6 separate regions of the Homo sapiens genome follow, and regions 1, 2, 3, 4 and 6 are each linked to region 5. A link is a loop called in an ENCODE intact Hi-C map of the cell type or tissue named here. Cell type or tissue: heart left ventricle. All regions are shown on one strand.

Region 1 (4,000 bases), 130 kb before region 5:
CTTTTTCAGCCTCATCCTCTTTTCTCTTCTCCTTTTGGACTCTGATGACATGAATATTTGAGCTTTTCTTATAGTTCCGTAGGTCCCTGAAGGCTCTGTTCATTTTGGTTTTTTTTTTGTGGGTTTTTTTTTTAAGCCTATTTTCTCTCTGTTATTCAGATGAGTCATTTCTATTGTCCTATGTTCCAGCTTATTGCACTGTTCCCTCTATTTCACCTTTGAGCTCATCCATTGAGCTTTTTATTTCAGTTATTGTATTTTTCAACTCTAAAATTTCCATTTGGTTCTTCTTTATATCTTCTATTTCTTTGCTAAGAATTTCTATCCCTTTGCCAAGACTTTTTATTTTTCATTTGTTTCAGGCATGTTTATAATTGCCTGTTGGAGAACTTTTATTGTGACTGCTTTAAAAATCTGTTTGTTTTCCTGTTGGTATATATTGTCTTCTCTAATCCAGTGTTAGATCTTTCTGGTTCTTGATAAGATAAATGATTTTCTATTGAAACTTGGTCATTTTTGTATTATGTCATCAGACTCTGGATCTGATTTAAACCTTTTGTTTTACCTGTGTTTCTCTAGAGTCACAAATGTATAAGGCAAAACAAAAAACCCAGGGAACTCACCACCATGTTGTTCCTCAGGTCCTGAGGTCCCCAGCAGGTTTGCCTTTTATCTCTTCCTTTCAGCATCCTCTTACGTTGGTTGTATACATAATGTCCAGGGTTTTTAGTCATATTTAGTGGGAAAAGTAGGGAAAAGCACATCCACTCCACCTTTGCAGATGTAGAAGTCTTGTATCTGGCTTTTTATTTCAGTAGGGAAATCAGTGGGCCACCAGGCCCCTACTTGCCTGTGTGTCCACCTAGATCTCTAGGGCAGGATTATTCTAGATGCAGTGATCTCCAAGACAAGTGCTGGTTGTCAGGCTCTGCTCCTACAGCCTGCGATGAAAAGGTAAGGGTTGCAATTCAAGTAAAGGTGACGTCTTTCTGCCCCTACAAGTTGATATGGTTTGGATCTGTGTCCCCACCAAACCTCATTTTGAACTGTAATCCCCAATGTTGAAGGTGGGGCCTGGTGGGAGGTGAATGCATCATGGGAATGGATTTCTCATGAATGGTTTAGTGCCATCCCCCTTGGTATTGTCTTGGTAATAGTGAGTGAGTTCTCGTGAGATCTGGTTGTTTAAAAGTGTGTAGCACCTTTCCCTCTCTCTCTTGTTCCTACTCTGGCTGTGTAGGACGTGCCTGCTTTCCTTTCACATTTTGCCATGATTGAAAGTTTCCTGAGGCCTCCCAGAAGCAGAAGCCACTATGCTTCCTGTATAGCCTGCAGAATCATGAGCCAATTAAACCTTTTTTCTTTATAAATTACCCAGTCTCAGGTATTTCTTTATAGCAGCATGAGAATGGGCTAAAACACAAATGTTCTTGTGTGGCCTTCAGAGATGCTCTGAGGTTTGAGGAGAGTAGAACATACTGGAAATACCTGTGAAGAGAAAAGGAGAAAGAGCAAGCCGGGAGATAGTAAGAAGACCAAGAGTTTCTCTTATTAGCAGTTTTAGTGTATGTGATATTGCACAAGAATTTGGGTGGTTGTATACTTCAATTATAAACCACTTCTAATGGGAAAGGAGTGGAGGTTGGGAATGGAAATGGTACTGAAAATGAATGATAGAGGAAAAGCAAGACTGTACTATCAAACTTAAGGGGAAATAAAGTTGGGCAAAAATACCTAAGCCTCAGAAGCAAGCTCCACTGACTAGTGGTGCTACTTCCTGGTGAGTTACTCTATTTTGCTAAGCCTGCCTCCTCACCTGAAACAGGGGAATGTGGATAGGAATACCCCCTCTAGGGCCTTGGTTAAGATGGACTGAACATCAGCATGGTGCCTGGTGGCTAGTCAGCTTGTATTAAGTCAGGGGTGGCAGCTTGGGGGCCTTCATGTTAAGTCTGACCCATTAAAAAGTATTTCTATATCTGAAATGGTTTTTTTAATGTGAGTTTTAAAAATTGGTGATTTCACATGCAAATCCAGATTCCTAGCTTTTCTCAAAGAGCAGAGGGATATGGTTACACTGGACTGTTAGTGTTGGATGATGGGTTGAGCATGAGGTGCCTGCAGGGGCAGATGGATTTGAGGATCTAGAGCTGAAGAAGAAGGTCAGACCGGAGACAGAGATGTGGGTGTTGGCCGGAAATGGCCCTTGCAGCTGTGGGGGAGAGTGTGCTGACCCAGGAGAGTGGGCAGGTAGAGGTGTGACCTGGCAGCCTGCATACTGCACCTGGTCAGCAGGAGATTTGACCTGCACAGTGCTTTATTGATATTTGGTTGAATTAGTAGCCAATTTCTGAAAATCAGGGCATTTCACATAGCAATGCTGGTTGTGTAAAAGGCCAAAGGTCTGGCAATATGGGCTTCCATCTGGGCGGGCAGCAGCCTGCACTGAGGCTGGGGGGAGGCTGCCCCCTGCAGGTGGTGCATGCATTTGCCTATCGGCCCACTCTGCCTGGCCCACCTCCAAAAATGCTAACTCTCAGATTTCTGATTTATTTTACTGGGTGGAGCTTTTCTGAATTGTGAAACATGAAGGAAGAAGGGGAGGTTTTGATGGTGATGGGCAGAAGCATGATGTCCAATTCATTCAAGGCTTTCTGAGTTCTCCTTGGAACAGCTAAGTGGAGAGGCCTGATTGCCAATGGAAGATGCAGTAGGATGCTCAAGATGGAGACGAAGGTTTGGAAGCCGTCGGCCATTTATTATCACTGAAATCATGGGAGTGAATTCAATTGCTCAGGGGATGTAGACTGGAAGGATAAGCAGGCCTAGGAGAGATCATCGTGAAGAGGAGAAGAGTTTGCAAAGGTGATAGAGACAGAGGTGGATGATCCAGAAGGTGTGATTGCAGAGAATCCAAAGTTGCATCATATTCCAAGAAGAATATGTGGCCAAAAGAGTCTAATAGCTCCCAGCAGTCAAGCAAAAGACAAACTGAGAAATGTGCAATTGACTTAATGACAAGGTCATTTTTGACCCTGGAGAGAACCCAGTTCATGGATTAATCAGGGTAGAGGCCAGCTTGTGCTTATGTATGAAGTGAGTGGACAATAAGTGGAGACAGCAAGTGTAGATAACCCTTTCAAGATATCTTCTGTGCAGAAAAGGCAAGAGTGCAGTGGCAAGGACTATGGGCATTTGAGGCAGACAGCCTGGGTTCAATTACCAGCTCGGCTAATGTTTAACTACATGATCTTGGGCATGTGACTTACCCTCTTTATATCTATATGAAACAATGGGAATTAAGATTATTGCCTATTTCATGGGACTGAATGGAATAACGTTGGTCAAGTACTTAGCACAATGCCTGGCACTTGGTAAGAAGAGTGCAATAAAATTTCATTACTATTAATTTAAGTGATAGATGCGTGTGTTAAAAATTCAAATGAGAATCAAAATGTTAACAGTGAATTGTGAGTCTCCATCCCATCCCTGTGCCTTGGTTCCTGTCCCAGGTTCTGTGTGGCCTTCCAGAGATCCTCTGAGGGTTGAGGAGAGTGGGACTTCACTGGAAATACCTGTGAAGAGAAAGGGAGAAAGAGCAAGCTAGGAGACAATAAGATGCAAAGGCATCAGGGGAATGAAAGTAACTGGCTTCCCGGGGACTCCAGTAGCCAGGCTGCTTAAAGAGGCAAGACACAAACTGGAGAGTCTGGGAGTTAAGGACAGAGCTTGAGAAACATCTCCTCAGTAAGGGTGGAGATTTGTTGCATCAGTGGCCCCAGTAAATGGCCTGCTTGTTCCCATGCTCTTTGCACTGACTTGGAAGCTCTTCCCATCGAGAGGTGAAGTCTAGTTCCAATACCTTGAATCTGCATTGGCCTTGACTTGTTCTGGCCAACAGGGTGTGGTGGGAATGGCACTGTGCCAGTTCTTCTTGATGTAAGGCATCAAGAAGCCTTACATGCTCACTCTTTCTTCACTCACCCCAACCCTTTCCTTT
Region 2 (4,000 bases), 120 kb before region 5:
TTCATGCACAAAATTATTTTAACTATTGGCCAGACATGGTGGCTTACGCCTGTAATCCCAGCACTTTGGGAGGCCGAGGCAGACTGATCACTTGAGGCCAGGGGTTCAAGACCAGCCTGGCCAACATGGTGAAATCCCATCTCTACTAAAAATACCAAAATGAGCGGGGCATGGTGGCACGCACCTGTAGTCCCAGCTGTAGTCCCAGCTTTGCAGTGAGCCAAGATCACACCAATGCACTCCAGCCTGGGTGACAGAGACTTCCTCTCAAAAAAAAAAAAAATTCAAATATTGTATAAAATCACCTTCAGGCTATGTGTATGAAGTGTAAATGAAACATAAATGAATTTCATGTTTGAAAAATAACTAGTTAGAGGATATTAAGGGAGAGAAAATCTCCAATACAACAAAGAAGATAAAATATTTAGGAACAAACTTAACAAGAAATATGCAAAACCCGTATTAAACCCCCCTGAAAGACACAGAAAAAGATATGAACAAATGGAAAGACTTTCTTTATTCTTGGATAGGATGACAACATCAGAAAGATGCCAGTCCTCTTTCATTTATAAGTGTTAAACAATCCCAATAAAAATAGCAACAAACTCCTTTGTGGAGCTAGATAATTGATACTAAAGCTCTTATTTTAAAAATGCAAGAAGAGCCTTTAATGTCTGGTAGGCAAGAATGCCTTACCAGACATGAAAGCATACGTTTTAAACAGTGTGCTACTGGCACATAAATAGACAAACAGACTAGTGAAATAGAATAGAAAGTCTAAAAATAAACCCACCCTCATATAGAAATTTAGTATTTGATGAAGGTGGCATCTCAAATCAACTGAGACAAAGGTGGATTTTTAAACAAATAACCCCAGACAGCTGGTAAGCTTTTTGGAAAAAGGTCCATCTTCATATCTTCCTCACACATGAACAAATTTCAAATGGATCAGAGCTCTAGATATAAAAAAAGGAAACTAGGCCGGGTGTGGTGGCTCACACCTATAATCCCAGCACCTTGGGAGGCCACGGCAGGAGAAACCCTTGAGGCCAGGAGTTTGAGACCAGCCTGGGCATCATAACAAGACAAAAAACATTTAAAAATTAGCTGGGTGTGGTTATGTGCACCGGTAGTCTTAGCTACTGAGGAGGCTGAGGCAGGAGGATTGCTCGAGCCCAGGAGTTTGAGGCTGCAGTGAGCTATTATCTCACCTTTGGACTCTAGCCTGGGTGACAGAGCGAGACGCTGTCTCTCTCTTTTTTTTTTTTTTTTTTGAGATGGAGTCTCACTCTGTCACCCAGGCTGGAGTGCAATGGCGTGATCTTGGCTCACTGCAACCTCCACCTCCTGGGTTCAAGCAATTCTCCTGCCTCAGCCTCCCCAGTAGCTGGGATTACAGGTGCCCACCAGCATACCTGGCTAATTTTTTGTATTTTTAGTAGAGACGGGGTTTCACCATGTTCACCAGGCTAGTCTTGAACTCTTGACCTCAAGTGATCCGTCCGCCTCTGCCTCCCAAAGTGCTGGGATTATAGGCATCAGCCACCGCGCCCAGCCAACCCTGTCTCTTAAAAAAAAGAAGAAAAGAAAAGGAAACCAAGCAACTACTAGAAAACCATAACAAATAACTCTCCAGTCTCTCTAGACTCTCAGATGCTGGGATTTAAATAATTATTAGCAAAGCAACTTAAGGCAGAGTGTCCCCCTAAGAACAAATCCATTCTTTATGGTTTTCAAACCATCCCTGGCTCACTTAGCTGTGCAGCTTTGGACAAAACTGTGATTTCCATGACGTATTAAAGCCATATTTGTGGCAGGGATCGCCAAGCTTCTTCCCCATGGCCGTTCTGCTAGACTACATTTTCCAGACACCCTTGTAGCCTCTTGGGCTTGTGAGGCTGACTTCTGGCCAATGGAGCGTGGAGGGAAGTGCTATGTACTGTGACCAGGCCTGACCTAGAAAACCTCTCTCTCTGTGTTGTCGCTTGTCTACCAACTAGATGAAGAGTGGAGGATTCCTAGATGGTGTGGAGCTGCACAATGGAAAGAGCCTGGGTCCTTGAATGACTACAGACTACATGGAGCAGAGTAACCCCTGCCACCACCAACAATTTGCATTGGTCTGTGAAGCAAATAAGAGATAACCTCTTAGTTGGGTTAAACCAATGAGATTTGGATTTGTCTATGACGGCAGCTAGCATTACTTGCCCTGACTAATATGGTATTTGAACTATTGCTACTGCAGCAGAAAACTCTTTCAATCCTTCAGAATCTTTTAGTTTTCTTCTGCCTCAGGATATAATGTGATATATCAACACAAGAACATGCAAATTTTCAGCCGAGTAGAGGGATGTGTACCAATCCACATCTGGGCTACTGCCTGACAGTGCTGGGAGGACCATAAGAAGAGAGGTCTGGGAGGACCTGGGCATGTGACAAAGAACAAAATGCTGGAAAAGACAAAATTGTGGCACCAAAAGCAGTTCACAAAGACCAAGTTCAAAAATGTTGGAAACAACATGTAGTTCTACCTCTAAGTTAAAGCTCTCTGTGTTTATTTGGAGATGAAACCAAAACCTAGGGAGCACTGTGACAGGTGTGAAAAGGCTGCTGTATTGAAGTAGCACAACCAAGTCAGATTATGAAGAGATGGCAGCCTACATAGGAAGGGAGCCAATTAGTCAGGCAAAGCTGGTATGGAGGGTAGTAACATTTAGAATTAATTTCTCTTCTTTCATGGCCGGGCACAGTAGCTCACGTCTGTAATCCCAGCACTTTGGGATGCCGAGGCAGGCGGATCACCTGAGGTTGGGAGTTGGAGACCAGCCTGACCAACACAGAGAAACCCCGTATCTACTAAAAATACAAAATTAGGCAGGCGTGGTGGCACATGCCTGTAATCCCAGCTACTGGGGAGGCTGAGGCAGGAGAATCGCTTGAACCCAGGAGGTGGAGGCTGTGGTGAGCCGAGATCACGCCATTGTACTTCAGCCTGGGCAACAGGAGTGAAACTCTGTCTCAAAAAAAGAAGAAAAATTTCCCTTCTTTTCTTTCCTTCCTTCTTTCCCTCCCTCCTTCCTTCCTTCTTTCTTTCTTTTTTTTGAGAGCGACCCTTGCTCTGTCATCCAGGCTAGACTGCAATGGTGCGACCTTGGCTCACTGCAACCTCCGCCTCCCAAGTTCAAGTGATTCTCCTGCCTCAGCCTCCTGAGTAGCTGGGATTACAGGCACCCACCATCATGCCTGGCTAATTTTTTGTGTTCTTAGTAGAGACAGGGTTTTGCCATGTTGGTCAGGCTGGTCTTGATCTCTTGACCTCGTGATCCACCCACTTCAGCCTTCCAAAGTGTTGGCATTACAGGCGTGAGCCACTGAGCCTGGCCTATTTATATACATCTTTATTATGTATTATATCTGTATTTATTGGCTTGCTTATTGTTTAGAATGGCACTGTCTGATGTGGTAGCCACTAGCCATTGATGGCTATGAGCACCTGAAGTATGACTTGTTTGAAATGAGATGTGCTGTGTCAAATACACACTGGATTTTGAAGACTTAGCCTAAAAAAAGAATGTAAAATATCTTAATCATTTTCATATTGATTGTATGTTGAAATGAGAATGCTTTGGATATATTGGATTAACCACAATTTATTATTAAAATTAATTTCATTTGTTTCTTTTTACTTTGTTAATGTGTCTACTAGAATTTTTGTTGTTGTTGTTTTTTGAGACAGGGTCTTGCTCTGTCACCCATGCTGGAGTGCAGTGACACAATCACAGCTCACTGCAGCATGGACCTCCCAGGCTCAAGCGCTCTTCCCACCTCAGTTTCCCAAGTAGCTGGGACTATAGGCACATGCCACCACACCTGGCTAATTTTTAATTTTATAGAGATAGGGTCTTGCTATGTTGTCTAGTCCTACTAGAAAATTTTAGAATCCCATGTGGCTTGCATTTGTGATTCCCACTCTATTTCCACTGGACAGTGCTGATGTAGG
Region 3 (4,000 bases), 200 kb before region 5:
CCGACTGTTCATGAGTCAGGCACCCTCCTGCCCCAGGACCTTTGCACTGGCCACCCCCTTTTCCCCTGGTCATCTGTGAGGCTCCTCCTTGCCTCCTTTGGGTCTTTGCTCAACTACCACTTTCTCAGTGGAGCCAGCAGCTTGAGCATGGCCCCCTGCCCCCACTGCCCCGCCCTCCTCCTCCAAGGTTTTATTTTGCTTTGTGGCACTTATCTCCAATGGACATACCCTAAAGTCATTTATTGCTGCTCATTGTCTGCCAAGGGCAGGGACTTGTGTCTGTTTTGTTCACAGCTGCATCTCCTGTGCCCAGCACCATGCCTGGAGTTGGTAACTGGGCATCAAGCTAATACATTATAGACTGAACGAATGAATAAATACACGAATGAGGCTTGGAGATGTGAAGGAGCTTGCAAAAAGTCAATAGCTAGAAGTTTTTCAAGCTAGACAGAAGCCCAGGTCAGCTTGGCCCTCTTAGAGCAGCCCCTGAGCCTTGTATAATTAAATGGTGTGTTCCGTTGTTAGTGCTGACAAAGTGCCAGTCTCCTTTCCTAACAATTCGGCTGTACCGAGCGAGGAGAATGGGGGAAGTCACCTGTAATTTTCTTTTCTGTCTTCCCCTTTAAAAGGGTCTTTAAAAATCAGATATGTGTTATAAAAAACAATGGGATAATGGGTCGATTTTTCATATCATGACAAGCAATTGCTAGGGAGAAAAATATCATTCTTGAAAATGTGCAAAAGTGCACTGGCTGTAAGTTGTAAACATGACCCTCACAGGAAAGGATATTCTGGGGGCTCCTGGCACCTATTTCTTTCTTTTTCTTTTTTTTTTCTTTTCTTTTCTTTTTTTTTTTTTTTGAGACAGAGTCTTGCTCTGTTGCCCAGGCTGGAGTGCAGTGGTGTGATCTAGGCTCACTGCAACCTCTGCCTCCCAGGTTCAAGTGATTCTCCTGCCTCAGCGTCCTGAGTAGCTAGCTGGGATTACAGGTACATGCCACCAAGCCTGGCTAATTTTTGTATTTAGTAGAGATGAGGTTTCGCCATGTTGGCCAGGCTGGTCTTGAACTCCTGACCTCAAGTGATCAACCTGCCTCGGTCTCCCAAAGTGCTGGGATTACAGGCGTGAGCCACTGCGCCCGGCCCTGGCAGCTATTTCTCACAGCGTCCATTATTATAAACCAGCTCTCCTATTCTGTGACCCCAGCAACTGAGACACAGAGTCAGGCGGCTCTCAACCCTTCTCTCTGCTATGCGTGACCCTGGCTAACATCTCCAACCTCTGCGGGACTGTCCTTACCCCTCCCTTGGTCCCCTACCACACCTGATGTGACCAAGGCTCTCAGCACCGTGCCTGGTACACAGTAGATGCTCACTGGAGGTGGGTGTGCCTCTCTTCTGAATCACGTGCTCAAGAGGGATGTCTGTGTTCACCTGCGGCCATTTAAAAATCTCAGCTGTGGGCATGTTCTCATGTCTCACTGCACCTTCCCCTGCTTAGAGGTCATTTTCCAAGGAAGGGAAGAGAGAATGTAATTCACAGAAGCAGTGCCACTTTACAGAGATGCTTTGAGCCCAGAGATCCCGATGACTTCAGAGACTCTTGGTTCTCGTGTGGACTGGGAGGAAGGAGTGGCCTGATGCAGAGCTCCTACCTGCTCAGATCAGCCCAGCTCCTTCTCCCTCACTCAACACAGGGTCCTTGGAATCGGTCCCTTTGGCCTTCAGATGATTCTCCTTTTTTGGTAAGAAAGCTTCCACTGAATAAAACCTTTAAGTGATTTTTCCAATCTGGTGGCGTCTGTACAATAACTGAGGAGAGAAATAATTATGATTATGGGGTCTGAATGATCCAGCACTTCTCCACGACTCTGAGGAGGAGGCAGCTGGCCCCTGCCTCTCACATTGACTGTCTTTGCGGGCAGGCCCTGCTTAGACGGCTTGGTTTTCTGCGTTGGAGAAAGGAAGCCAGTGGTGTAGCAGGGAGAGCGCTGGATGTGCACACAGCTTTCAAAGAAAAGCAAAGGAAAGATGACGGGAGGGAAGGGCAGAGCCACACAGGGGTGGAAGCATCCATTTATGGGACATTGAGTTTGTGTGGGGTCCTATGAGCTAACGTTTCCATAGGAAGCCTCAGGCCTAACATACAGATGGGAAATCTGAGGCTCAGAGAGGTCAAGTGACTGTCCTGGACACACAGGTATAAAGAGTAGGCCAGGCCACTCTGCCTCCACCCAGCAGGTTCACATAACAGAACTCTCTGGGCTAAGCTCCACTTGTCAACAGGGGACCAACCCCTCTGGGCTCACACCATGCCACACAGGGCACGTGGGTGCTGAGGAATGAAGGTGAAAGGACCTTGTTCTCCCCCTGCAGTCAGCCCCGATGCTGGCTCTGTCCCTCATCCAGGCTCAGGCGCCACCTCTGGGAGTCAGAGCATCTTCTAGCAGAGCCTTGGCAGGAGGCGAGGTGAGGAGCTGGCACGGCACCCCTGACAGACTGCGCGTCGCAAGCTATTCCTGGAGCCGCTGCGGCACTTCTGTCAGATGATGCAGAAACCCCAGGGCCACTCGCCTGGGGGCTGTGCCCCACGCCAAGCTGCTCAGAGGCACAGCACTGATTGGGGGGCGCTGGTCCAATGGAACCTGCGGCTCTGCACCCCAAAGCATTTTCCCAAAAGTTAAAACTGTAGCAAGGTGCAAGTGTGTAAGAATTTCAGTCCGACTTTGCCCCCTAATGACTGTGAGCTTGAATAAATCAGGCAGCATCTCTGAGCTTGTTTCCTCCATAGGGACGTTGCCTGCCTTACTCTGCTGCCGTAGGATTAAATGGGGTGATCCGTGGAAAAAATTATTAGCACAGAAGTCATGGATTTTTCCAGCTGGGCAAGCGTTATTTGATTTTCTTTAAACAGGGCTCATCCTCCAGGCCAAATTCATACCCACACATACAGGATTCACAAGTGTGAACTTGAGCGTATCCAAAGAAACCATCATTTCTGTGAAATGCCTTGTAATTCTGCAAGCCTTCACTGAGCAGCTGCTATGAGCAAGGTGCCACACAGATGCGGAGAGCAGAGGCCCCAGTTGCTGTGTTCAGATAACGTACAATTCCCTGTGGCCATCCGGACCCTTCGCACTATCAAGGGGCCCACCGCCTGGGAGGGATTTCTGGGGTGCTGATGACCAGACTGCGTCACTTTCCAGGGCCCACTGGGCAAACTGGCTTCTCCCCTGCTGCTGTGTCTTGTTAGAGCCACCGTGTTGTGTTGGGGGTGCTGGCTTAGTTTAGGGTGGGGATGAGAAGCTTTGAGGGACCAGGGTGGAGGCCTCCCCAGGGCTCCTCCTTCTCCAGCAAGCAGTACTAACCTCCACAGCCAGGGTGGAAGCCACAGAACACTCAGAGACAGCAGTCAAAGAGGCCACTTCTGCACTGCCTGGACCAGAGACTGCAAACTGCCCTTCAAGCTGCATTTCAAGTGCCTTCTGTGTGTGTGTCCACGTGTTCCCCTAAGCGACTGGGCTACACCAGTCCACCACAAAGGTACTGTGGGTTTCCTCTTTTGGCTGGTGAGGACACGGAGGCACAGAGAGGGCTGGCGCACAGCCGGCCGTGGGCAGAGCTGGACTGCCACGCAGGCTGCCTCCCTCCTGGCACGTTCGGCTCCTCGCTTCATCGGCCGGGCCCTTGGGACCCCAGCTCTTCAGGGAGGGACTCCAGGCAGAGCTTCATTCTCAAATGCCCAGACAAGCACTAAATATGCGTAGTGCACCCAGCGCACTTGCCGGGGAGTTGTGACTGCATCTGAGGATCCCATGCAAGGTTTGGGTCCTCTGTTTGCTTTTTAATTTCTCCCTTTACCTCTAACAGGGGAGAAACCAAGACACCGAGAACACAGCTTAATAGATCTGTGATTTGGAATTCTGATCCTGGCTCTACCACTCCTGGCTTGTTGTCTCTCCTGTAAAATGAAAATGACGATGGCTTTACCTGCCTTGGA
Region 4 (4,000 bases), 310 kb before region 5:
CTGGAGTGCAGTGGTGCGATCTCGGCTCACTGCAAGCCCCGCCTCCTGGGTTCACACCATTCTCCTGCCTCAGCCTCCTGAGTAGCTGGGACTACAGGCACCCACCACCACACCCAGCTAATTTTTTTTTGTATTTTTAGTAGAGACGGGGTTTCACCGTTTTAGCCAGGATGGTCTCCATCTCCTGACCTCGTGATCCACCCACCTCAGCCTCCCAAAGTGCTGGGATTACAGGCGTGAGCCACCGCGCCCAGCTGTAATACTCCTAAAACTGTGGTGAGGCTGGGTGCGATGGCTCACACCCGTAATCCCAACGCTTCGGGAGGCCGAGACGGGTGGATCACCTGAGGTCAGGAGTTCAAGACCAGCCTGACCAACATGGTGAAACCCCATCTCTACTAAAATACGAAAATTAGCCAGATGTGGTTGCGGGCACTTTAATCCCAGCTACTCGGGAGGCTGAGGCAGGAGAATCGCCTGAACCCAGGAGGCGGAGGTTGCAGTGAGTTGAGATCGTGCCATTGCACTCCAGCCTGGGCGACAGACTAAGACTCCATCTCAAAACAAACAAACAAAAAACACCAGGGTGAATCCAGAGTTTTCACAAGAGAAGGATGAAAACAGAAAGGTTGAGAATAAAGAATAATTACAGTTGTTTAGCCCCAGGAAAAGAAGCTAGGTTTAGGGGCAACTAAGAGACTATGTACATTGTTTCCTCTGAAGGCGGTGCTAGCAGGTGCTGCTCACTTACCAGATGAAACAGAGATGGACTTGAGTTGTAAAGGAACCATCACAGCTGGGTTTAGGCAAATGGGGGTGTAGGGGTAAGTCAATAACACAGAAATGCCTCTCTAAAGAGACCCAGCCATATTCTTGAAGATAATTGCCAGCCCATCTTCTCTAGACTCACCAGTGCCTGCCAGAGGGCTGAGGCCTCGTCAGGTAGCCTCCTGTGGTCCCTTCCCGTGTTAGGACCCTGACCCTAACCACGGATACACCTGCCGTGAGCTGGGCTGTGTGGATGCTGAGAGGAGCAGAGAACATGGAGTGTGACAGAAGGAAAGTGTGCCTTCTGTGGGCTGGGTGTTTTGCATTCCTGATGCCACTTCATCTTTGTAACAACCTGAGGTATTAGCCTCACATCATGGAGAGGTGGGTGTGTGGCACACAGAGGCAAGTGGCCACCCAGAATTCCAGCCCATGCCTCCAGAACCCTGAAGCTTGGCCTGGGGCTCTTAACGCCAGCCACTCTTGTGATTCAAGCCCAGCTTTAAGGAGGTTGGCTGCGGCCACAAAGGTACGGGCAGACTGGGGAGAGGTCATGATTCTGCTTGTCAGCTTGCTCCTGTCCAGCATCCCAAGCCAAGCCCGGGTGCTGGACTAAATGACCAGGATGTGTCAAAAGACACTGGCTTTAACCACACAAGAGTCTAAGAGTCTTACAACTTTACAACTGTGACAAGTCTAGCATCACAACTTAGAGCAAGAATCCTCCTCTCCTGGGCTCCCTCATGTGGAAAAGGCGAGAGATGGGCCCTTTGCTCTTGCAGGGCCTCTGTCTACCTGTAAAATCCCTGAGTCTGGGATTTGGAGACCCAACTGTTCTGAGGGCTCTGGGGAACATGTGGTTTCTGTTTAGAGCCACCAGGGGGGGCTGTGACTTCACAGTGCCATTCCCAGCAGTTCTGGGAGGGTCGGGAGCCCAGGAGCCTAAGTGTTATCCTGCAATCAATCCAGGAGGTCCTCCAGGGCTCTCCTGTGCAACGAGGGGGTCTGCCCCAGGTGTCTTCTGAGCTGCAGCTTAGACATTCGTGGCCTCCCATGCTCCGAGGCCCAGCCCGAGCCTCTCCCTGGAGGGCTTGAGCCTTGGATGACCTTTCTCATCCTTCAGTGCCCCAGCTCTTCCTGAGGACAGGGATGAATCCATGGAGCCAGCCCTTAGACTTCCACGTGTCTCCAGTGTGTCTCCCGGGCGGCTCGGCTTCCTCACACCTGTGTCCAGGTGTGGGGCTCTAGAGGTACACCTTGGTCCCAGACACGCTTTTGGGGTTTGGCTACAAACTAAAAGGGCTTCGTGGAGGGACCCTTCTCCTGAGCCTGAAGTGGATGGGGTAGGAAGGGATTCCCTGGAGCGCTCAGCTGGTCAGACCCTCCCTCTGGAATCAGAGCTGTCCACGGCAGCAGGGCTGAGGGTGTGGGCATCAAGGACTTGCCCTGGGTCACTGAGGGCAGGCTGGGAGGGCAGGTAGCCCTGTCATGTGTCCCCTCTCTCCTCCCTCTCCTCTTGCCTCTCCCCTCTCTTTACTCTCCTCATCTTCATCTCCCTCCTTTTCCTGCTCAGCTTCACTTCTTTGTTTCTCTTCTTCCATTCCCAATTTGATCCTTTTTCACCTCCAAAGTGCCTGCTGAGGCTTCCTCTCCCCTCTCAATGCAGCGAGTCCCTAGAAGCCTGATCTGTATTCCTTGGACACCTGAGTGGGAAAAGCACCTTCCTCCCTGTCTCTCAAAACTGTCTCACCTGCTTCAGGGCGGTGTGGCTCCTTCCTGCCACAGGGCTCTGCGCTCTCAGCCAGGATAGCCTGCCCTGTCCCTTGCCATGTTTCTATTCCCCTCTTGACAGCTCAAGCATGTTCGCTGACCTGTAGTGAAAGTCAGTGTCTCAGGCCGGGTGCAGGGGCTCTCTCCTGTAAGCCCAGTACTTTGGGAGGCCAAGGCAGGCAGATCACGAGGTCAAGAGATCAAGACCAGCCTGGCCAACAAGGTGAAACCCCGTCTCTACTAAAAATACAAAAAATTAGCTGGGCGTGGTGGCGTGTGCCTATAGTCCCAGCTACTCAGGAGGCTGAGGCAGGAGAATTGCTTGAACCCAGGAGGCGGAGGTTTCAGTCAGCCAAGATCGTGCCAATGCACTCCAGCCTCGGTGACAGAGTGAGACTCCATCTCAAAAAAGAAAAAAAAAAAAAGAGAGAAAGTGTCTCTCACATGTGCACGCTCTCTCTGTTACTCCTTATTTTAAAAAATTTTCAATTTACAGAAAAGTTGCAAGAATAATTCCGTCCACCCCTTGCTCGGACTCCCCCATTATTAACACTTTGCCGCAGTTGCTGTATCAGTGTGTATGTGTACATGTATGGATATGGAGATGCAGATCTGTACTTCTTGCTAAACCATTTAATGGTAAGTTGCAGACATGATGCTCCTTTGCTCCAAATACTTCAGTGTGCATTTCTTAGGAACAAAGCATTCTCCTAAAAACCACAGCAGGATGATCAAAATCAGGAAATTAACACTGATACAATATGCTTCTGTAATTACAAACTTTATTCAAACTTTGCCAGTTTTCCCAGTAGTGTCTTTTATAGCAAAAGAAAAAAAGAGCAGGGTTTCATAGTCCACTATCCGGTCCAGAATCACGTACTGCATTTAGTCCGCATGTCTCTTTTGTCTCTTTTTTATTCTGGAAAACCCTCTAATCTTTCTTTGTCTTTCATGACCTTGACATTGTTGGAGTGCAGGCCAGTTATTTTGTAGATTGCCCCTCAATTTCAGTTTGTCTCAAATTTCCCCATGGTCAGATTCAGGCTCTGCATTTTTGGCAGGCATATTGTGGACGTGATGCTGTATCTTCTTAGTGAATCGTACCGTGGTTCTGCTCTTGGGTAAAGCCTGGCTTCTTCACTCTTTATTCTCAACTCCCATTTGGATCCAGTCTCACGGGCCCTCTCCTGGGACCCCTGCTTTCACACTGCTGGTGTTTGCCCTGCAGCTGCCCACACAGACGCCCCTCACCCCACTGGTTCCTAGTGTGTGCTCCCATCAGGCCTCCCGGTAATTCTGTTTCTGTTTTAGGAGACATTTGTAATACTGAAATCATATTTACACTTGTCAACAGATGAGTAATCCCCTCCTGCCCTGCCCTTTTTCCTAGATTTTCTTTGACTTAAAACTCAAGTGCTTAGGCTTTAGTTACATTCGGTATAAAAAATGAAAAATAAAAACT
Region 5 (4,000 bases):
GGGGTTTGCCAAGTTGAGGAGGAGAAGAGGCCATTCTAGGCGGAGAGATCAGCCCAAGCCTAGGCCTAGAGACAAACAGCCTCCCTTATTTGGAGAATGGTTGAGTGTTCTGGTGCCTCAGGGGCAGGGGCGGTGCAGGAGGGAGAAGGGCAGACCAGGCATGTGAGGAGTTAGGAGCAGCTGGGTCACCAAGACTTGGTGTCTGTAGGGGAGGGGATGGGTATGGGAGGCACTGAGGAGGTACAGTCAGCAGAGTCGGTGACTGCTGAGAGGAGGGCTGTGGTGACATTCATCTGCAGCTGGCACCTCTAGCCTGCTGTGGCATCTATGGGCCATCCCCTAAGCTCACTCCCACCCACCACGTCCAGGCTCTCCACTCTGTGCTCTCCCCTTACTGGCCCAGGCTTTAGACCTGCTGGGACCCCTGCAGGACAGACTGGTGGTAAGATGGAGAAGAGACAAGGAAAAGATGGGCCCAGGGTTTGAAAGGCCCAGACTCGACTGAAAATCCACTAAGACCCAGTGCTGGGTTGACACAAAAGCCCGGGTATCACTCAGGATCAGATGGGACAGCATTGTGTAATTGCAGCTTATTTGGCACTCAGGGCCCAGCTCCAGAACGTTCTATTAAACCAGCTATATGTCCACTCGGAAGTTATCAGATAATTCCAACACTTGATTTTTCCCTCCAAAATGAAGCAAAATCAAGCTGTAACAAATGGAACTTGGTCTTCCCCTTGAAGCTCTTTTATTTGATTTTCATAGTCATCTGTGTGGGGTAGCAAACAAAAAGCAGACAGATGATTGTGTTTTCCTGGCCTGGCAAGAAAAAGCTGGTCAAGGGCTATGAAGGCCAGCAGATAGAGAGAATGGAGAATGGCCACAGTACATGGGGGCCCAGCAGCCCTGTTCTGTGAGCCCAGGCACCCTATTGATGAGCACTGCACAGTATCAACCAGAATCCGGTAGAAGGCAGGTAAGCAGCTGTCAGCCTTGTACTGAAGGGCTTCATTCTGAAAATACCCAAGAGCCTCCTGTGTTAGACTTTAGAAAGTGGCAAGAAGCTAGGTTCATGTTTTCTAGGGTTTTAGGCACCAAAGCTAGAATTCTGATACGAGGTTGGAAAAAAATCAGAGAGCTGACAACTTGTGTGAGAATGAAACAAATCATCACAAGCATTATATTAGCAGTGAATAGATCATGTCTGACATGTGAGTCAGAAAGTAGCCCATCCACTCAGATATATGGGCCAGTTTAACTCCTAGAAGCCTATGCATTGCAAAATCCTTTTCTATTGTTAGGTCCACCAACAGCTCCTACCTCTCTCAAACATTTATGACCAAATGAGTTACTCTAAGTCATGTCAGGGAGCTTTTCCCTCTGCCTGAAGCCTGAGAGGAAGGCTCTGCCCATTCCTCAGCCCTTTGGCCTTCTGAATCTCTCTATCCAACCCCGGAAGAAACTATTAAGGACAATTTGACCATACAGTTAGTAAACCATCAATTATAGACATAGCAAATAATTAAATTGAGAGTAATCAAAGGTAGGATTTCAGCAACTTTAATAAACACCGGTTACTCATGAAACATCCTAGAACATGAAAGAGAATGAGAGTTAACATTTGGGTGCCTCCTGCATGCTAGCCATTTTGTTTACACACCGTGCATGAGAATAGGTATTAAAGAAAAATTCCTGTGGCAATACTTGTGAATAGGTATACAACAAATGGGAGTTCCTCCTTACCCTTCTCCACCCTTACATGGTTGCCTAATAAGTGAATCTTTGCAACAGGTTATGGAATTGCTGTCATTATCCTTAATTTACTGATGAGAAAAGGCTGAGATAAATTAAATTGACCAACTTTGTCTAGCTAGTAAATGGTGACACAGGGTAGGGACCAGGGTCTGAGTGTTTCCAAAGTCCACATGCTTTTTCCAAGGCACGTGGGTGCCGACAATAGTAAATATATGTACATTTTTCCCCTAAGACTGGTTTAGCACGACAGGCAACTTTGGAAGCTTATCTGAAGGATTACAAACCCCCACCTCCTGTTCTGGATCAAACCCAGGGGAAAATAGAATAAGCCTGCCACCTTGAGGTGACCCTGCAGGCAGAGGACATTGGGAGCAAGCACCACTGCATTCAAGGGCAACTTGGGCAGCGAGTACCACTCCCCTCTGCTTCAGCCAGCTCCCTGCCAGGCTTTGTGTGGGAGGAGAGGTTCACTCCTGCACCCCACAGAGAGGAGAGAATCTAAAATAGCCACACACACAAGAAGGAGGGAGTCTTTATAGAAATGATAAAGAAGAGAGGCAGGCATTGTCCTCTTCTATAATTTCCCCCTTTCCACTACGCACACACCAAAAAATATAAATAAATAAAAACCAGGGTATATATTTTGCATTTGAGGTCCATTTGGATATGACCTGCAAATATAATTTCTATTCATTTGTCTGTTTTTGAATAAAGAAAAGTCATGCTCAGAGGTTCGTATAAATTAAAGATATGGAGGTATCTCATTGAAATTCTACAGATGTACTGATCCTACCCCAAGACACCTCTCATCAAAAGATTTCTCTTGTAGTGCTGGTGCTGACTTATTAATGAAGATCATGCTTTCATTTGATTATTTACCTAATCAGGATTCACCTTCAGTTTAAGCTCATTAAGTCTGCTGCTAATAGAGTGTACTTGATGGTGGAATTACATCCAAGTGAGACAGAGAATGTGTTCAGGCATTAATGGTCAGAAACAAAGACAGAGCACGCTGTAAGCTCATGTCACTCCTTGAGTGGAGCGTGTGAACTGCCTGCCAACCAAATAGAAAGGGCTAGTTTTGTAGAGTTAGGGCTGAACATTATAATTAAATACACTTGGTAACAGAGCATCAAAAGTGACAACACTAATTATTGCAAAAATCAAGAGAATAATACCCATTCTGTATATGCGTCATGTTGGGGAAGTCTTCTAATGGGCTTTTATGTGAAATTTGTGAGCTGGATTCAGGATGCTGGTTGCTCCGTGTGCCCTAACCCAACTCCAGTGACTCGCATTTGACCTCTTTGCTTCCACTTGCTGGTCTTCTGGAGGAGCTGTAATACAAACCAGCCTAGTAACATTTCTCCTGGATCTCACAAAAACAGACAACTAGATCATCTTACTCTTACCTTATGGGTGATTGCTTGTTTCAACTCCTATGGTTAAATCCTCCTCTTTAAGTCCTTCTTGCCCTACAAATAGGAAACTCCACTTTTTGTTAGGCTGAGAAAGCTCTCGCTACCACAGTGCCACATTGAAAGAGGGCCCAGGAACAGCAGAGCTGTGCCGTTAACCGAGGCCAGTGTGTCCCCTCCTTGGAAACGCTGCAGCTCAAACTTGGCACTGTAATGGGCTAAATTATTTATCCAGTCGGATAAGAGAGAAGGCAGCTAAAAGCCTCCTGAGTTAGTTTATAGCCTCAGTCCCTGGATTCAAACTGAGACAGGAAACAGGTCAGTTTATATCAGCAAAGAGAAAAAAAGACTTTTCCTTCAAAGTGCCCTTCCATCAGCTTTTATGCCTGGCATAAGCCCCAACCATGGTGAAAATAAGCTGTTCCCATCAATCTTCTTGGATTCATTGAGTACTGTGTGGCAGGCCCTGTGATATAAAAGATGCAGAATAGTGGCCTTTGGCCCCAGTAGCACACTCACTTGGACAGGCAGGGAAAGCACATGCAAAATTAAACTTCTCATTCTTCATTCCAACACACAACGTGTCAGGCACTGGGCTAGGTACTAGGGATGCAATATGGAAAACGACAGGCCAGTGAGCAAGATAGGAAAGCAGGTGATGGTGAAAATACCACCTGACTGATGCAGTGATAGGCAAAGGGTATAAAATGACACTGAAAGAAGACAGGCCAGGAAACACATGAGATTAATTTCTCAGTATGTGATACATATAGTAAAAGCCATGAGATCAAAGCAGAGTTCTTAATTTTGGTTTTGAGATCGCTGTC
Region 6 (4,000 bases), 100 kb before region 5:
AACATGCCCTCCATTCCGCCTGAAAACCACCTCCTGCCCACATGACCTCTCTCCTCAGCCAAGCTACCAACCAAGGGCAAGAGTAAAATAAAGACACCTGCAGATGTAAGTTCTCCAAATATTTACATCCCACACATTCTATCTCAAGAAACTCCTGAAGGATGTTCTCAAACAAAATGAAAGACTAAATCAAGTGAGAAGACAATATGGGGGATACAGGAAATAGTAGGTCCAATGTAGAGAGATGCAAACGACATCATCAAGATGACGTTGAAGAGATTCTAGAAGAAAAGCTGTGATGCCATCCAGTGGCATCCAGTGCGGTGGTTCAGGAGATTCCAGAAGAGACTTCCTTTGGAAGGTGAACTGATGGTTGTCTGGTGCATGTGACCTCATTGTCAAGAAACAAAGCCAGTGGGTCAAGGATTTGGGATCAAATTGATATAAGAAATCTAACTGAGCCCACGAATAAGCTTGTCGGCAGAGGGGGCGGTCTGTTGGAGGCTGTTTAGACTCAGAGTAACGGTTTGTTCATTCATTTGGTCATCAAATGTCAGGTGCCTAGTATGTACCACGTGCTGTGTGAGGTCTGGAACTTTCTTTTTTTTTAACTTTTATTTTAGGTTCACAGGTACATGTGCAAATTTGTTACATAGGTAAATTGCATCATAAGGGTTTGGCATACAGATTATTTGATCACCCAGGCAATAGGCATGGTACCCATACCATAGGTATTTTTTCTGATCCTCCCCCTCCTCCCAGCCTCCACCTTCAAGTAGGTCCCGGTGTCTGTTGTTCCCCTCTTTGTGTCCATGTGTTCTCATTGTTTAGCAACCACTTATAAGTGACAACCTGTGGTAGGTACTTGGTTTCCTGTTAGGTTAGGAACTTTCTTAGCAAACCTAGGGCGTTTGGGTAGAGGATCCCAAGTGGATGAAGGCCTAGAGTTATATGATGGCTCCATGGGGTCAGCAACTGGTAAGTGAAGGCTGGCTGAGGCAGGAAGGCTGTTGGAAAGCACTGAGAGACAAAGGGGTCAGGGCTGGGGCCCAGGAAGTGAGGAGTTGCTGAGCAGAGCAGCCATGTGGCATGGTCTCTGTTAGAAAATGAGTGACATGGGTGGAAGAGAACGATATAGTCCTTTTTGCTGGTGCTGTCTGTCTCAGAAGGAAATCATTTCCCACCACAGATGTTGGGGGCAGATGCTTTGTTTTGCTGTATGAGGTAGACAATCTAATCTTTTGATTTGTTTCCTAAAGCAAATTTTAAAAATCAAAGTATAGCATACATACAAAACATTCACAAATGGGGCAGGCCAGTGAATTCTCACACAGTGAGTTCACCTCCACAACCAGCATCCAAACCAGAAAATAGAACAGGAACACTCCTGAGCTCGGTTCTCACTCAGCAAAAGCCTGCTCTGAAGGGCAGGCTGTTTCAGAAGGGGCAGGAGATAGACTTGCCCCTCTGGTGGGGTGGTGGAGATTGGATTTTAGATTCTCAGCAACTGGGTTCAAAGCTCATCTGTGCCACCTTCAGGAGACAGACTGCTGCACGTGGCAGATTCCATTTGAAACAGGGTTGATAAGGCCTTCCTCACCCATTAGCCATGAGCATCACATGACTTAAAGTGAACAGAAACGATCCACGTACAGTCAGCGCTTAACTCTGTGCTGCAGACTTGCTTTAGATTTGATAGTGATGCTGGAAGGCTTCAAGAGAGGCCTCTAGATGCAAACTTTCTGCCATTTTCCAGGTCCACGAGAGAGCCTTGTTAATGGACTCTGCAACCTTCCAGAGGACCCTAAGTCTCAGAGCTTTCCCAAGCCTGACCAGCCATCCTGGTACCTGCTGTCTAAGCAGCACCTCATATACCTCAGCTTATCTGTCACCTCTCTGGAGGGCAATTTGGCAGTGTCTAACAAAATTTAAAATTGGTATGCTCCTTGAATCAGAAATCATCGTTTTAGGCCGGGCGCAGTGGCTCATGCCTGCAGTCCCAGCACTTTGGGAGGCCGAGGCAGGTGAATCACCTGAGGTCAGGAGTTTAAGACCAACTTGGCCAACATGGCAAAACCTTACCTCTACTAAAAATACAAAAATTAGCTGGGCGTGATGGTGCACACCTGTAATCCCAGCTACTGGGGAGACTGAGGCACCAGAATCACTTGAACCCTGGAGGCGGAGGTTGCAGTGAGCCAAGATCATGCCACTGTACTCCAACCTGGGCGACAGAGTGAGACTCCATCTCAAGAAATAAAAAATAAAAATAAAAAAAGAAATTGTGTTTTAGAAATCAGTCCTAAAGAGGTATTTAGTCACGTGCACAAAGACTTTGTTGCTACATTTCTTGAATGTCCGAGAAAACTTTGTCTTCTAGTGGTCAAATAAATTATGGTAGAAATACACCATGGAGTGTTCAGAAGCCCTTAAAAAGGAAATAAGGGAATCCAGCACTTTGCCTGTAAAGAGCCAGATAGTAAGCATCTACAATACTAAACAAACAAACCTGTATTGTTTTCTGCACTGCATAACACATCACCACAAACACAGTGACTTAAAACAACATGATTTCTTTTCTCTCCACCCTACAGGTCAGAAAGCTGGCAGAGCATGGCTGGATTCTCTGCTCGAGGTCTCACATGCCCAAAATCAAGGTATTGGCCGGCTGGGCTCTTGTGTGGAGGCTCTGGGGAAGAACCATTCAGGCTGTGGACAGAAGACAGCTCCTTGTGGCTATAGGACTGAGAGCCCTGCTTCCCGCCACCGGCCCTTCAAGCACAAGCCCTCCAGGCCTCAAATCTCTCTGCCTTCCTCTTCTGCTTGTAAAGGCGCATGTGATTTCACTGGACCCACTTTCAAAACCCAGGATAACTTCCCTATTTTAAAGTCCATTTACCTTAATTAATCTGCACAGCCACTTTGCCATGTAAAGTAACATATTCGTGGGCATGAAACCAGGGGGTGAAGGTCATGTGGCTTTGAGAGCAGCACTCTCGGTGACACATACTCAATTCTGCTCCTCCAGTGCAAAAGCAGCCACTGACAATATGCAAAGGAATACATGCAGCCACAACATGGAAGAAATACGTGCATCAACAACACATAGCAGCGTGTGTATGTATGTGCGTAAAGGCCTTGGAACACAGCTGAAGAATACTTTTCAAATCCTTCACTGTTATTTCCTCTAGGGAAGAGAGTGGAGGCCGAGGCTGGGAATCCAGGAGCTGTTCCCATTTTATTCTGCATACTTCCCTATCTTCTGATGACTTCACAATGTAACCATTAAGAAAAATAAAAATTGCTCATGCATTTACATATATAAATATTAATATATGTAAAGAAAACCTTAACCAATAATGATGATTATATCTGGGGAGGAGGGAGTGTAAGGAACTTGCTTTCTAAATTACATATTCCTGCGATCTTTGCTTTTTTGTTACAATGAGTCTCTATTGTTGTGAATAGAAAAATATGTATACTTTTCATTGTACTGATGTCGATGAAGGATTTATGTAAAAAGCCAGATACTAAATATCTCCAAAGTTCATCCATTCTGGACTAATGCTCATGTTACAACTTTAAGTTAAAAGTGCAAGAGGCAGGCGGATCCTTTGAGGTCAGGAGTTTGAGACCAGCCTGGCCAACATGGTGAAGCCCCATCTCTACTACAAAAATTAGCCAGGTGTGGAGGCGGGTGCCTGTAATCCCAGCTACTCAGGAGGCTGAGGCAGGAGAATCACTTGAACCCATAGGCGGAGGTTGTGGTGAGCCGAGATTGTACCACTGCACACCAGCCTGGGCAGCAGAGCAAGACTCCATCTCGAAAAAAAAAAGAAGAAAAGAAAAGTGCAAGATGAAGAGTATACCCGGAAAATGAATCCAAGGACATAAATATTCATAGAAAATGACTGGAAGGAAATCCACTGAAACGTTAACAGTGGGTGTTCTAGGCAGTGAAGTCATGGATAATTATTTCTTCCTTTCTAGTTTTTAATGC

What was found. Hi-C counts contacts between places; a loop is a spot of excess contacts. Peaks named below come from ENCODE experiments on the same cell type or tissue, not always from the same donor. Only the 100,000 strongest peaks of a DNase experiment are listed, where the experiment ranks them.
Region 1: it touches region 5 in a loop (2.2-fold over the local background); 21 of 110 quality-filtered maps call a loop at or near these places.
Region 2: a loop joins it to region 5, with 2.0 times the contacts of the local background. A loop is called at or near these places in 25 of 110 quality-filtered maps.
Region 3: a loop joins it to region 5, with 2.2 times the contacts of the local background. A loop is called at or near these places in 6 of 110 quality-filtered maps.
Region 4: it touches region 5 in a loop (4-fold over the local background); 22 of 110 quality-filtered maps call a loop at or near these places.
Region 6: it touches region 5 in a loop (2.2-fold over the local background); 16 of 110 quality-filtered maps call a loop at or near these places.

The regions. Positions count from the first base shown.
Region 1 is chr3:127,829,558-127,833,557 of GRCh38, forward strand. LOC107986129 (a long non-coding RNA gene) reads right to left here. Exons shown (of 5, transcript XR_001740896.2): 5 at 2,738-3,575. Among named protein-coding and RNA genes, the nearest start is that of MGLL, 9.0 kb to the left of the region's middle. In heart left ventricle, a CTCF peak has its summit at 2,469 (motif pointing left); a DNase peak (open chromatin) is centred at 2,464.
Region 2 is chr3:127,842,628-127,846,627 of GRCh38, forward strand. The region is part of intron 4 of LOC107986129 (a long non-coding RNA gene); the gene reads right to left. All of the region lies in intron 1 of LOC105374096 (a long non-coding RNA gene), which reads left to right. Among named protein-coding and RNA genes, the nearest start is that of MGLL, 22 kb to the left of the region's middle. In heart left ventricle, no CTCF peak of the experiment used is centred here; no DNase peak of the experiment used is centred here.
Region 3 is chr3:127,758,080-127,762,079 of GRCh38, forward strand. The region is part of intron 3 of MGLL (monoglyceride lipase); the gene reads right to left. Among named protein-coding and RNA genes, the nearest start is that of MGLL, 62 kb to the right of the region's middle. In heart left ventricle, a CTCF peak has its summit at 2,410; DNase peaks (open chromatin) are centred at 2,499 and 3,677; H3K4me3 peaks cover 599 bases; H3K27ac peaks cover 1,698 bases.
Region 4 is chr3:127,650,703-127,654,702 of GRCh38, forward strand. The region is part of intron 2 of PODXL2 (podocalyxin like 2); the gene reads left to right. Among named protein-coding and RNA genes, the nearest start is that of ABTB1, 20 kb to the right of the region's middle. In heart left ventricle, CTCF peaks have their summits at 1,650 (motif pointing right) and 1,850; a DNase peak (open chromatin) is centred at 1,699.
Region 5 is chr3:127,957,989-127,961,988 of GRCh38, forward strand. The region is part of intron 4 of KBTBD12 (kelch repeat and BTB domain containing 12); the gene reads left to right. Among named protein-coding and RNA genes, the nearest start is that of KBTBD12, 45 kb to the left of the region's middle. In heart left ventricle, CTCF peaks have their summits at 2,105 (motif pointing left) and 2,308; no DNase peak of the experiment used is centred here; H3K27ac peaks cover 4,000 bases.
Region 6 is chr3:127,855,948-127,859,947 of GRCh38, forward strand. The region is part of intron 3 of LOC107986129 (a long non-coding RNA gene); the gene reads right to left. LOC105374096 (a long non-coding RNA gene) reads left to right here. Exons shown (of 2, transcript XR_001740899.2): 2 at 2,595-3,316. Among named protein-coding and RNA genes, the nearest start is that of MGLL, 35 kb to the left of the region's middle. In heart left ventricle, a CTCF peak has its summit at 1,565 (motif pointing left); no DNase peak of the experiment used is centred here.